2 separate regions of the Homo sapiens genome follow, and region 1 is linked to region 2. Evidence: chromatin contacts called from ENCODE Hi-C or POLR2A ChIA-PET data. All regions are on one chromosome and are shown on one strand. The core of a region is the stretch at or near the end of the contact, and the rest is flanking DNA. Distances in the headings are between cores, read along the strand shown.

Evidence for each region. Hi-C counts contacts between places; a loop is a spot of excess contacts on that map. ChIA-PET counts read pairs that join two places held with the same protein, here RNA polymerase II (POLR2A). Pooled maps may share reads with other maps.
Region 1: a loop to region 2 is called in a map of PC-3, with 12 times the contacts of the local background. The contact joins two enhancer-like sites. A Hi-C loop is called at or near these places in 7 of 168 maps with a recorded cell type or tissue (CD4-positive, alpha-beta T cell, CD4-positive, alpha-beta memory T cell, CD8-positive, alpha-beta T cell and 2 more), 6 of 37 single-sample maps with no recorded cell type and 17 of 50 pooled maps. POLR2A ChIA-PET finds 5 or more read pairs at or near these places in 13 of 52 experiments (AG04449, CD4-positive, alpha-beta T cell, CD8-positive, alpha-beta T cell and 10 more).

Annotation. Positions count from the first base shown.
Region 1 is chr17:78,251,266-78,257,405 of GRCh38, reverse strand. LOC105371910 (a long non-coding RNA gene) reads right to left here. Exons shown (of 2, transcript NR_164160.1): 2 at 4,915-6,140. It also overlaps the pseudogene THA1P. Among named protein-coding and RNA genes, the nearest start is that of TMEM235, 23 kb to the right of the region's middle. RefSeq lists a cis regulatory region at 391-849, enhancers at 2,747-3,016, 2,567-3,284, 3,285-4,003 and a silencer at 3,047-3,196. Within about 2 kb of position 2,810, at least 31 of the 41 ENCODE cell types and tissues checked have a DNase peak (open chromatin) inside an H3K27ac peak, as active enhancers do.
Region 2 is chr17:78,290,168-78,296,325 of GRCh38, reverse strand. No RefSeq gene overlaps it. Among named protein-coding and RNA genes, the nearest start is that of LINC01993, 15 kb to the right of the region's middle. RefSeq lists a silencer at 4,326-4,595. Within about 2 kb of position 1,374, at least 2 of the 41 ENCODE cell types and tissues checked have a DNase peak (open chromatin) inside an H3K27ac peak, as active enhancers do.

The DNA of each region.
Region 1 (6,140 bases), core at 1,561-4,060, 40 kb after region 2:
GGTCCACCTGCCACAGGCCTCACTGCACCTTTCCGTGTGAGAGCCCACCCTTCTTGCTCCTCCACACTGTCAGACCCCACTGGGACAAGGCAGGGCTGGCCCAGGTGACCCGGGGACTAGATAGGAGGACCCAGAAGAAGGAAACTGTTCTGCCCCAGGTTCCCCCAGGGAGAGGCCACCTATCTGGGGAGACAGCTCTGATTTGGGAGAAAGGGAGAAAGGCCCTGTTGGGTGACCAGCTGTGCCTCTCGGGCAGGGTCCTCGGGCCTCTGTGACCCCAGCCTCCCTGCCCATCCTTCCACTGCAAAGCCGCTGGGACCATTGGCAGGGAAGCTGCAGAGGGCAGGCTTTGCAGACTGCGAAGCTTGGCAAACAGGAGGCCATTCTGTGATTCTGCCATAGCTCGAGGGGCCGGGGGTCCATTTGTTTGTCCCCCTTCTCCCCTGAGCGCTGCTATCCCTGCCCCCAGTCCCTGCCCCGCCAGACCACCTCCTTTCCTTCCCACAGAGGCCTCCGTTCCCCGCCCCCTACTTCCCAGCAGAAGGTCTGGAGCCAGACAATGAGATAAGGGGCTTGTTTTCTAAGGGCAGGAATTTGGTGCAGATTGTGGGTCAGGCCCAGAAGGGCTCTGGGGAGGGGAAGGCAGCAAGCCTGTCCATCACATGGGTGTCCTTGGGACCACTGACCCTGCGGGTACTTACAATTCCCACCAAGCTGAAGGAAGAGAGATGGAGAGCCCCTGAGAGGTCATCAGGCCCCGGATGTAGCTTTTGGGCTCCATCCCCACCCCTGCTCACTTCCCCAGCCACGCTGGCCCTCAGGGCCACAAACGCAGCAGCTCCTCTCTACCCAGAGGCTTCACCCCTGCTATCCCTCTGTCCAAAGTCGGCTCCATCTTCGAAGCTCAGCCTAATCACTGCTTCCTCCAAAAAGCCTGCCCTGCTGCCTGGACTGGGACTGTTAGAGCTGCTTCCTCGCTGCCATCCTCTCACGGCCAGCATCTTGTCCCCCACCCCTGGGACCTGAGCTCTGGAGGGCAGGCCACCTCTGCTCGCCCTAAGTCCCCAGGCCTGACCTGGAGCTGGCCTGTGGTAAAGGCCTGGCCATGACTGATCTAGGATGGGTGTCCTCCTCACCAAGGGCCACCCTCACCAGACGCTTGGCCCAGCAGCTGTGGCCCCTCCTGGATCTTTCTCCTATGGGGGACAGAAAGAGGAAGAGGAGCCGCTGAGTGGCAATGGGTGCCTGTGCTCCCTGTGTGGGGGAAGGGCACCCCACAGTCTAGACTGTGTCAGAGTTCACCCCAAAGCCCCCGGGCCCTCAGAGTTCCAAGCTGGGATCAGTAACGACAATGATAATAACAGCCACAGCTGGGCAGGTCGTGATGGCTCACGCCTGTAATCCCAGCACTTTGTGGGGCTGAGGGAGAATCACTTGGGCTCAGGAGCTTGAGACCAGCCTGAGCAACACAGCAAGACCTTGTCTCTACGAAAAACACAGAAAGATTAGCCAGGCATAGTAGCACTTGCCTGTAGTCCCAACTACTTGGGAGGCTGAGGTGGGAGGTTCACCCAAGCCCAGGAAGTCAAGAATGCACTGAGCTGTAATCACACCACTGCACTCCAGCTTGGGGGATAGAGTGAGACCCTGTCTTAAAAAATTAAAAAACAGCCACAGTGGGGTGACCACCCTGAGCTTACAGCAAGCCAGGCATTGGGGTCAGCACCAAACACATATCCAGTCACTGAATGCTCACAACAGCCCAATCTGCAGTTGAGGAAACCGAGGCACAAAGAAGCTACATGGCTTGTCCAAGGCCACACAGCTGGCTTGAACTTCAGCACCACCCTGCCCCCATGGAGGCAGTCCACCCAGGGGCAGGGGCCTATGGAGGAGGGGCTCCCCACGCATTCTTTTAGCGGTCTCCCCTTAGACTGGAACCCGGCTGGAGACATAGCCCTGTCCCCCAGCCTGGCACCTGGACACCTGGACACTGCCTGGCGCACCGAACTTGCTCAACAAATCAATACTGAAGATGGTAAACGAGGGAAGCTGTGTTTTAGGGGCAGCATGAAACAGTGATTTAGGGCTGCCCTCTGGAGACAGCGGTACCCCGCCCGGACCAATTCCTACCCAAGTGGCCTCCAGCTGTCCGTTAGCTCCGCGTCTCCTGTTCCCCATCTGCAAGACAGGGATAGCAATAGTGCTTGTCTCCTAGAGTCGTTGGGAGGTTTAACTGAGCTAACATTTGCAAAGGGCCTGGGGCAGAGCCTGGCACATGGCAAGTGCCACATGAGCGTCTGTGTTATAAAAGCTCGCCCAGGGCTGGGTGCAGTGGCTCACGCCTGTAATCCCAGCAATTTGGGAGGTCAAGTCGGGTGGATCACCTGAGGTCAAGAGTTCGAGACCAGCCAGGCCAACATGGTGAAAACTCCTCTCTACTAAAAATACAAAAAAAAAAAAAAATTAGCTGGGCGTGGTGGCGCGCGCCTGTAATCCCAGCTACTCGGGAGGCTGAGACAGGAGAATTGCTTGTACCTGTGAGGCGGAGGTTGCAGTGAGTCAAGATCGCGTCACTGCACTCCAGCCTGGGCGACAAAGCGAGACTCTGTCACACACACACACACACACACACACACACACACACACACACACACTCGCTCGGCCTCGGTTTCTCCTTCAATGAGCAGAACCTTCTGCTTCAGCATCACGGGCTCGCTGGTTCTCCGCCGCGACGCAGCCCGTACTACAACTCCCAGCGTGCCACGGGGCCCGTTCGCAGACGCTCGCGCACGCCCGCCGCGAGGGAGCGCGAACTACAACTCCCAGCGTGCCACGGGGCTCGCTCCCTGGACCCCCGGCCCAGGGCGGCTGCTTCCCAGCTCTAGGAATTCTGGCCGCACCGACCACGTCGCTCTCGCCGCCTTCGCTGGGGAGTAGAGGAGTCAGCAGCTCCCGCCGGGGTGGGGAGTCGGGCGCTGCCCGCGCCATGCTCCGCAGACTGGCCCGAGCGGCGGCCCCGGTACATGGGGCGCTCCGGGCGGGGTGTGGGAGCGCGGGGGTCGCAGCCTACGTGGTGGGCCTGCGCAGCGACAAGGTGACCAGGCCCGGGCCGGCCATGAGGTGCGTCATGGCCGAGGCGGTCGTGGGGGACGACGACTACGGCGAAGACCGGCGTGCAGGCCGGGGGTCGTGGAGGCGGCAGCGGAGCGCTGTCCGTGATGGTCTGGGACGCAGGGGAAGTGGCTCCCTTGGCGCTTAAAACCCATTTATGCCTAGTGTTCCATTATTGGAACGCTAAGCATCTGGGAGGTATTTATGTCCTACTGCTCAAGGTCATCGCCAAGGTCTGATGGCAAAAATTCAAAAAATTGCAACCTCCGACATAAATGGGTGTAATGAACACCTGCCACAGGATAGGCTTGCCGTCTGCGTGCGTGCTGCTGTTACCTGAAAGTTAGAAATGCAGATTCCGGCCGGGCGCAGTGGCTCAAGCCTGTAATCCTAGCATTTTGAGAGGCCAAGGCAGGCGGATCACGAGGTCAGGAGTTCGAGACCAGCCTGGCCAACATGATGAAACCCCATCTCTACTAAAAATACAAAAATTATCTGGGCGTGGTGGTGGGCACCCGTAATCCCAGCTTCTCAGGAGGCTGAGGCAGGAGAATCACTTGAACCCGGGAGGCAGAGGTTGCAGTGAGCTGAGATCGTCCCACTGCATTCCAGCCTGGGCGACAAGAGCGAGACTCCATCTCAAAAAAAAAAAAATAAAAATAAAAATAAATAAATAAAAGAAATGCAGATTCACATGGCCTGCCGAGAAGAACCTGCATTTCTATAGGCTCACCAGGTGGTTGTGTGTGTCCTGCATTGTCACCCAGCTGCCCCCTGAGATGGGTGATGTCCAGTCTTGCAGAGGAGGGTTCTGAGATGTGGAGGGAGGCGCTCCAGGCCCCATACTTAGTAAATGGCAGAACCAAGGTTTGAACCCGGGTCTTCTGACTCTGAAACCCACAACTGTTCTCCTGCACTGCCTTCCCCCACAGAAGGCAAATGGAAAATAGATGTAGAAAGGGGCAGGTTCTACAGGCTGCACCTCGCAAGGAGTGGGTTCTAATAACCTAGGGAGTGTCTCCAGGGTACAGCGACCCCCAGCCCCAGCCCTGGGTTGTGAGTTGCCATAGTGAACCACTTTGACTGTTGGGGTGTGCACACCCCTCAGCTAGGCCAGGACAAGCCATGGGGTCACCAGTTGAATCCCGAGGGCCCGTCTGCTAAGGGGTTAAGGGATGGCTGGGGCTAAGCATGTATCCAGCTGCTGCCCAGCGTTGCTGGAGATGCTGATCTCCATGCTCCCAGGCAGCCTCACATGTCAACAAGTCACTGCCGCTCAAGGAGAGGCTGGGGAGGCGCTTGAGTTGATGGGAGTCTAGAGAGGGTGCCCTGGGAAGCAGAGGATGGGGCGAGGCTGTGGCTCACGGGGAAGGGGGCTTCACAGAGGAGCCCTCCTGCAGGCTGAGTGGAAGCATCCCAGGCAGGGAAGGGAGCGCCGGCTCACAGGGCAGGGGTCTTCAGGAGCAGAAGCAGACTGGTGAGAAAGGTCTTCAGGGCGCAGGTGGGGATGTGGCAGGTGTGGAGAGTGCAGGAGGCTCTGAGGAGGGGGGGCAGAGGCCAGGTCACTCCAGCCCTGAGTGTCATGCTAAGGACTTGATGCCACAGTTGGGGGGACCACAGTGGGCTTTACAGCAAGAGCGGGAGCCTTCCTCACCCTCCAGCTGCACCCTCACACCCCGTCCAGCCCCCCACTCATCCCTCCTGACGAGGAAAGGAAGTCAGCAGAGAAACCACAGGCCCCACCTGCAAAGGGCTGAGGGGAAAGGAAGTGAGACAGGTGTGAGGTCTGCCGGGGACAGGTTCAAACCACAAGAGAGGTTCTTGGGGGGAGCGGGGAGAGGCCATGGCCCAGGGTAGGTGGGGTGCAGAGTTGACTGAGGGCCCTGTGGGGCTGGATGTGTGGTTGCTAAGCCCACAGAGTGTGCAGCTGGTGGATGGGGCTCCAAACCCACTCAGCTGCTCACCGGAGCCTCGGGCTAGGGGCCTCACCTGGGCTCAGGGCGTGCTCTGGCCCAAGTGACACAGGGAAAGCAGCATGGACGGTGCTGACACCCGAGTGTGCAAGCACAGCGGCTTCCCTGTCCCTCCGCAGAGCTGCAAGAAATGGCTGTGGAGCTGCTAGGGCTGGGGCGCACCCTCTTTGTGCCCTCCAACACTATGGCCAACCTCATCTCTGGTGAGCGCAGGGCGACTTCTGTCTGCCTAGCAGGTCCTCAGTGCATATGGGGGGGCTCTGACACTCATGGACCACATTCCTCCATTTCTGTTGGGTTGGTGGGGAGCCCTGGAAGGAGATGGGGGAGGAGGACAGTGGGGGCTGCAGGTCTGCTCCTCCCTAGCTCCTCTTCCGAGGGTCCCCAGGGCCTCTGGGCCAGCGTCAGGGACCTCTCCACATAGCCCTGGCTCCGGGTTCCTGCAGCCACACCTTCCTCTCACCCCTCAGGCCTGTTCTCCGGGCTTCCCTGCTCCTGCCTCCCCTCTATAAACCGTCCCATGATTAAACACTGCCAGTTTCCCAGTGTGTGTGTGCCGTCTGTTTCCTGCCAGGGTCTGACGACTGCAGGTGCCTCGGCTGCGTGTCCACCAAGAAGCAGCATTGCAGCAGCTTCTCCAGCAGGCGATGCTCTGTGGAGGGGCCTCCAGGCGCAGGTGTGCAGGCTGGGTGTGGCCCAGCGATTCCCAGCGCAGCACAGCTATCCTAGACTTGTGTGTTTAATGGGATGGTCTTCTGGCACGTAGCACTGAGGTGTCTTGAAGGTGCTGTTTCCTTGCCGGCCTCAGGCATTTGTGAGTTGACTGTAGCCTTAGGGCTCAGCCTAGCCACGCTGAGCAGGGCCACATGCCTCCAGACTCAATGCCAAGACCTGCCCTCCTTCTGTCTCAGTGATGTGTCACTGCTGGCGCCGGGGCTCCCAGCTCCTCCTTGGGCAGGAGTGCCACCTCCACGTCTATGAGCAGGGTGGGGTGGCTCAGGTAAGGAGCAGGCATTGCTCACCTGGGGCCCTGGGCATCCTCCAGCCAGCACA
Region 2 (6,158 bases), core at 125-2,624:
GGGCAGTGCTTGGGTGGTGCAGCTTGCTGGGTGCTAAGAAGACCTCCCTGCCTGGCTCCAGGCCCGGCTCAGAGCCCACCTTCTCCTCCAGGTGGTAGCTCCTCTTCACCTCTCCCTTTTCTGTGTCACTTGAATATTTTAATGCCTGGGGGAGGTTTTGTGCTTTCCAAGGAAGACTTAGTGACTTGAATTTGAATTGAGTCAAGGCTGGCCACGGTGGCTCATACCTGTAATCCCAGCACTTTGGGAGGCCGAGGTGGGAGGATTGCTGGAGCCCAGGAGTTTGAGACCAGCCTGGACAAAATAGTAAGACCCTATCGACAAAAAAAAGAATTGAAAATTATCTGGGTGTGGTGGTGCGTGCCTGTAGTCCCAGCTACTTGGGAGGCTGAGGTGGGAGGATTGCTTGAGCCCAGGAGTTTGAGATTAGCCTGGACAATTTAGTGAGACCTCTCACTAAGTCATCTCGCTAAAAATTTTTTTTAAAAAATTAGTCGGGCATGGTGGCATGCACCTGTAGTCTAAGCACTTTGAGAGACTGAGGTAGGAGGATTGCTTGAGCCTGGGAGGTTGAGGCTGCAGTGAGCCATGATTACAGCACTGCACTCCAGCCTGGGCAACAGAGTCTAGTCTCAAAAAAAAAAAGAGTCAATATATCAAGTGTAAAAGTTGTCAATATTAAAACCTACCTTTACTTAGACCTTGCATTCCAAAATCCAACAAGTTTTAGCATTCTCTTTATAAATCTAATTTTAATATGAAAACACAATCACTTTCACTTGGGCTATGCTCAATTAACTCATACATTTAACACACTGATTACTTCTTATGCATTTAACCACACTGACCTTTTTTTCTTTTTTTTTGAGACGGAGTCTTGCTATGTTGCCCAGGCTGGAGTGCAGTGGCGTGATCTCGGCTCACTGCAACCTCCGCCTCCTGGGTTCACGCCATTCTCTTGCCTCAGCCTCCCGAGTAGCTGGGACTACAGGTGCCCACCACCACGCCGGCTAATTTTTTGTATTTTTGGTTGAGACGGGGTTTACACTGTGTTAGCCAGGATGGTCTCGATCTCCTGACCTCGTGATCCGCCCGCCTCGGCCTCCCAAAGTGCTGGGATTACAGGTGTGAGCCACCGCGCCCGGCCTCACACTGACCTTCTTAAATAACACAAGAGCCTCGGGAGTACAGATCTAAAATCACACCTTCGATGCTGCTGGAGTCTCCGAAGCACCTGGCCAGGCCGCCTACAAATCAGCATGTGAATTCTTCCAGAACGCGTAGGCAGCTCCTGTAAATTGAGGAAATCAGACTCGTAAAGGCTGTGACTCAGGTTCTCCTCATCATCTCGAACACCATCAAAACAACAATAGAGACACAGAGCAGCATTCACTTCGCGGATGGTTGCAACATAGGAAAAGCAACCACTCACCAGGGCTTTCTTGGATTTCTTGCAAATTACCGTACTCTCTCCGCCCAGGGGTCACCAGCCAGGGCTGCTAAGCACCTAAGATCGCGGGGAGGGTGTTGGCCTGGGATTCCCGGCCAGGATGCAGGACTAGCCTTAGTTCTGGGATATTCTCCCGACTTTAAGGAGGGAGGCCTCTTCCTGTGGTCAGTGGCCATGGCCTGTGAGCCTGGACTTGCGGCCAGGGTAGGATCAACACACAATTCCCCCTTCACCACCATGTCACATGCCCCCAGGCATTGCAGCCGCCAGGGTCTGGGGTCCTCACTCTCGCTTTCCCAGCTGCATCCCACCAGCAACCACAATTGGCCTTGGCGTGTACTCTTCATCCAGACTGCAGCTGCCTCCCTACAGTACTCTGGGGAGTCTGCCCTGCTCTTCATGGTCACACTCTCCACCTGCCTCACTCACCACCGTTCACGGTCATTTATTGGCCCTCCAGGCATGTCCTGGGGACCTCTCAAGCCCTCCCTTGAAACGCTTAACCCATCGGGTTAGGGCCAAGCAGGAGGGGCTTGTGTGGATTTGAAGACCCTCTGGACCAGGGATTCCAGCGATAAGCATAAAGGAACAGGCCTGAAGGCCAGGGTTTGGAGTGCTGTTTTCCTGGGCAGTGATAGCCCAGAATACCAGGGGTCAGGACTTGGGGCACACTGAGTTTGAGCATGACTGACCCTCGGAGGCACTGCCTCATCAGAGACTCACTCAACTAGCCAGGCCCTCCTGCACGGGGAGGGGCCCTGTCCTCTGCAGACTCTCCCTCATGGTCACAAGACACCCTTGGGCAGGCCCAGGCCATGTGCCTCTAGGTCCCAATGCAACAGAAAGGGAACTACTTGGCCGGGTGCAGTGGCTCACGCCCGTAATCACAGCACATTGGCAGGCCTAGGTGGGTGGATCAGCGGAGGTCAGGGGTTCAAGACCAGCCTGGCCAACATGGTGAAACCCCATCTCTACTAAAAATACAAAAATTAGCTGGGTGTAGGCCGGGCACGGTGGCTCACGCCTGTAATCCCAGCACTTTGGGAGGCCGAGGAGGGCAGATCACGAGCTCAGGAGATCGAGACCATCCTGGCCAACATGGTGAAACCCCATCTCTACTAAAAATACTAAAAAATTAGCCAGGCGTGGTGGCGGGCGCCTGTAGTCCCAGCTACTCGGGAGGCTGAGGCTGGAGAATGGCGTGAACCCGGGAGGTGGAGCTTGCAGTGAGCCGAGATTGTGCCACTGCACTCCAGCCTGGGGGACAGAGCCAGACTCCGTCTCAAAAAAAAAAAAAAAAAATTAGCTGGGCGTGGTGGTGTGCGCCTGTAATTGCAGCTACTTGGGAGGCTGAGGCTGGAGAATCACTTGAACCTGGGAGGCGGAGGTTGCAGTGAGCCAAGGTCGTGCCACTGCACTCCAGCCTGGGTGACAAAGCAAGACTCCATCTCAAAAAAAAAAGGAACTACTTGTAGGTAAAGCAACTGAAACCTATTTATAGGGCCATCTGACCCGGGTTGGGACATGTATCCTATATCGTTATAACCAAGGGGGTGAGAGAGTCAGACTGGCTTAGACCAATGAAGGCTCATCCCTGGGGTAAAGTGGATGGTGGAGAAGAAAGTGACAAAAGTTCACTATGAGAGGTGATCTGAATGAGCCCCAAAGTCTATGATTAGAAGCCAAGAGCATGGGGCCAGTCACGGTGGCTCACGCCTGAAATCCCAGCACTTTGGGAGGCCGAGGTGGGTGGATCACTTGAGCCCAGGAGTTCGAGATCAGCCTCGGCAACATGGCAAAACTTCATCTCTACACAAAATACAAGCCAGGCATGGTGGCATGCACCTGTGGTCCCAGTTAGTTGGGAGGTTGAGGTAGGAGGATCACCTGAGCCCAGAAGGTTGAGGTTGTAGTGAGCTGTGATCGTGCCACTGCACTCCAGCCTGAGCGACAGAGTGAGACTTTGTCTCAAAAAAAAAAAAAAAAAAAAAAAGGCAGCCTGGAGGACAGCTGCAGCAGCACCGTGCATCTGTATCCTGGGTGTTTAATAACTGATTGTTGAGGAAGGAAGGAAGGAAGCTGGACACAGAGAGGCAGGTATCCAGCTCTCGCTTCTGGGAGGTTGGTGGAGATGGGCACAGAGCCCAGGGCACCCGGCCAAATCAGGGGCAGGTCCAGCTAGGAGGGTCCCTTCTGAGAGCAGCGGTCCAAGCTCGCTCCTCCCTGGGAGCAAGAAGCCTGGTCAGAAACAGAGACTGAAGCAGGAGGTGAGTCCATGTGAGGCCGTGGCTTGGACACCAACCTGAGATGTTGGAGACATGGAGTGAGGCCCCATGGAGAGGGCAGATGAGGAGGGTGGATTAGGGCTGATCTTGGGAGCTGTTGCCCCCATATCCCTTTGACATTCGCCTTGGCAAACTTTGTAGGCCCGGAGGAGAGTTCTCAAAACACAGTGAGTGTGACCTGAGGGACACAGCCGGACTGGGCTGCAGGTGGGTGGATCCGAGGTGGATGAGACCAGCCCCTGTTGTGTCCTATGCTTAGATCTCGGGGCACTCTTGGGCGGTCTGTAACTGGCAACAGTGTCGCCCCCACGCAGGGAAAGCCGAGTGGGACCCAGGGTGGTCCTTGGGGAGCCCTCCACCCAGGCTCCAGCTCCGGCCTGCCCGCTGGCCAGGACATTACCTGTTCCCAGAACGCCATCTGCCCCAGAGGCCATTCACCCTGGCGGCAGGCTGGGCCAGAAAGCAAGTGCCCAGCCCCAGAGCCAAGAGTGAGGCATGAACGATGCCAGCAGAATGCCACACGTCCTCAACTCGGGCTGCCTGAAGCACAGATACTGTGGCTCCCCTGAGTTGGCCCTTTGACCATGGAGTCCACCGTCCCCAAGGAGGTGCTGGGGACAGAGGCATCGGCTCGGCAGCGTGAGGGTTTCTGTTTGCAGACAGGACGGTGCAACACACAGGTGAGGCTCACACGAGTTTGCCCTGGAGACCCCGCCTGCCTCAGAGAACTGGGGGTGTGGAGAGGCCCAGAAAGCTTCACAGATGTGGGGCTGACCAGCCTGGGGGAGAACCCTGTCTCGGGGGATCCCCACTAGCAATCCAGAGTGGACTGGGTGTGGGCTGAGAGGGGCCACTGCTATGACTGGGAAGCTTGGAGGTCTTCAACTGTCAGTCCCATTTTAGGAGGAGCAACTGACCCAGGGGCTGACTGAGTGTGTGCCCAAGAGAGGAGGGTCTGCCTGTCCGCATTGAGGAAGGCGCCTGCTGATGGGTGTCAGGGGTGCGTCGAGCCCACTCTGCCCGCTCTGTCTCCAGGGACCCTCCCTGCTGCTCTTCAGTCTCCTTCCTCGCTGGGGGCAGATCATGCGGGGCACGGCGCAGGAGGAGAAACTGCAGGGCAGCCGGGCACCATGGCTCACGCCTGTAATCCCTGCACTTTGGGAGGCTGAGGTGGGCGGATCACCTGAGGTCAGGAGTTTGAGACCAGCCTGGCCAACATGGTGAAACCCCATCTCTACTAAAAATACAAAAATTAGCTGGGCGTGGTGGTGGGCGCCTGTAATCCCAGCTACTTGGGAGGCTGAGGCAGGAGAATCACTTGAGCCCAGGAGATGGAGGCTGCAGTGAGCCAAGATCATGCCATTGCACTCCAGCCTGGGCAACAAAAGCGAGACTCCATCTCAAAAAAAAAAGAAAGAAAGAAAAAGAAACTGCAGGGCAGGCCCAGCTGTGACACTGGCAGGGCCCAGTGCAAAATGAAGATGCAGGGCTCCTTGTTAAAAAATCACTAAGAATTTCGAAATGGTGACGGAGATCATTAAACCCAGCACAGCGTGCTCTGAGCATGGGGACCAGTGCACCTCCATAGGTCACACACCCCTGGAGCTGGCCCTGCAGCAGGGAGATTAAGGGGAGTCCGCAGTGAGGTGGCATCTTATCTTTCTAATGGGCATCTTAGGCGCACACACAGTACATACAAAGGCCCTGTGGCCGCATGCCAAGGCTCCTGAGGAGGCCCTGAAGTCTGCCTCCCTCTGCATACAGTGAACCATTAAACCTCTAAACAACCAGAGAAATAGGTGTCATTAGTCCCATCTTACAGAGGAGAAAGCGGGGCTCAGGGAGGTGGAGGGACTTTCCCAAGGACACTCAGCAGGCAGGCGGCAGAGCTGGAACCCAGAGCCAGCCCAGCGGGCTCCAAAGGCTGGCTTGGGCACACTGGCCATACCACAAGGCAGCTCCTTGTCCCAGCAGGCAGGGCTCCTTTGTGCTGTGGAGCCCAGGCCCCAGCCCCCACTCCCTGGGTTCAAATCTCAGCTCTGGAAGTGACTCAGCCTCTCTGAGCCTCAGTTTCTTCCTCTGTAAAGTGGATATTGTATTCATAGGTCCTCCTTTGATAGGATTGCTTCTCGTGATACACGCAGGATGCGAAGAACAGTAGCAGGCACGGAAAAGGCCCCAAATAACATCTTCCATGGATGCCACTGTGGCCTCGCTCGCTGTTCTTCCTGCCGCTGCCGCCCAGCCTGCAGGTCTCTCCCACTTTGGGTAAATAACCCTTCCCCACCTTTGGCAAGCCGGGCCACCTGGCAGTACGTGCAGGGCTCAGGTCACTGCCCACACCCACCCGTGCATGCCCAGGTAGGACACACACACTCTCTCTCACACACACTTACACTCGCACTTACACACACAACACACAC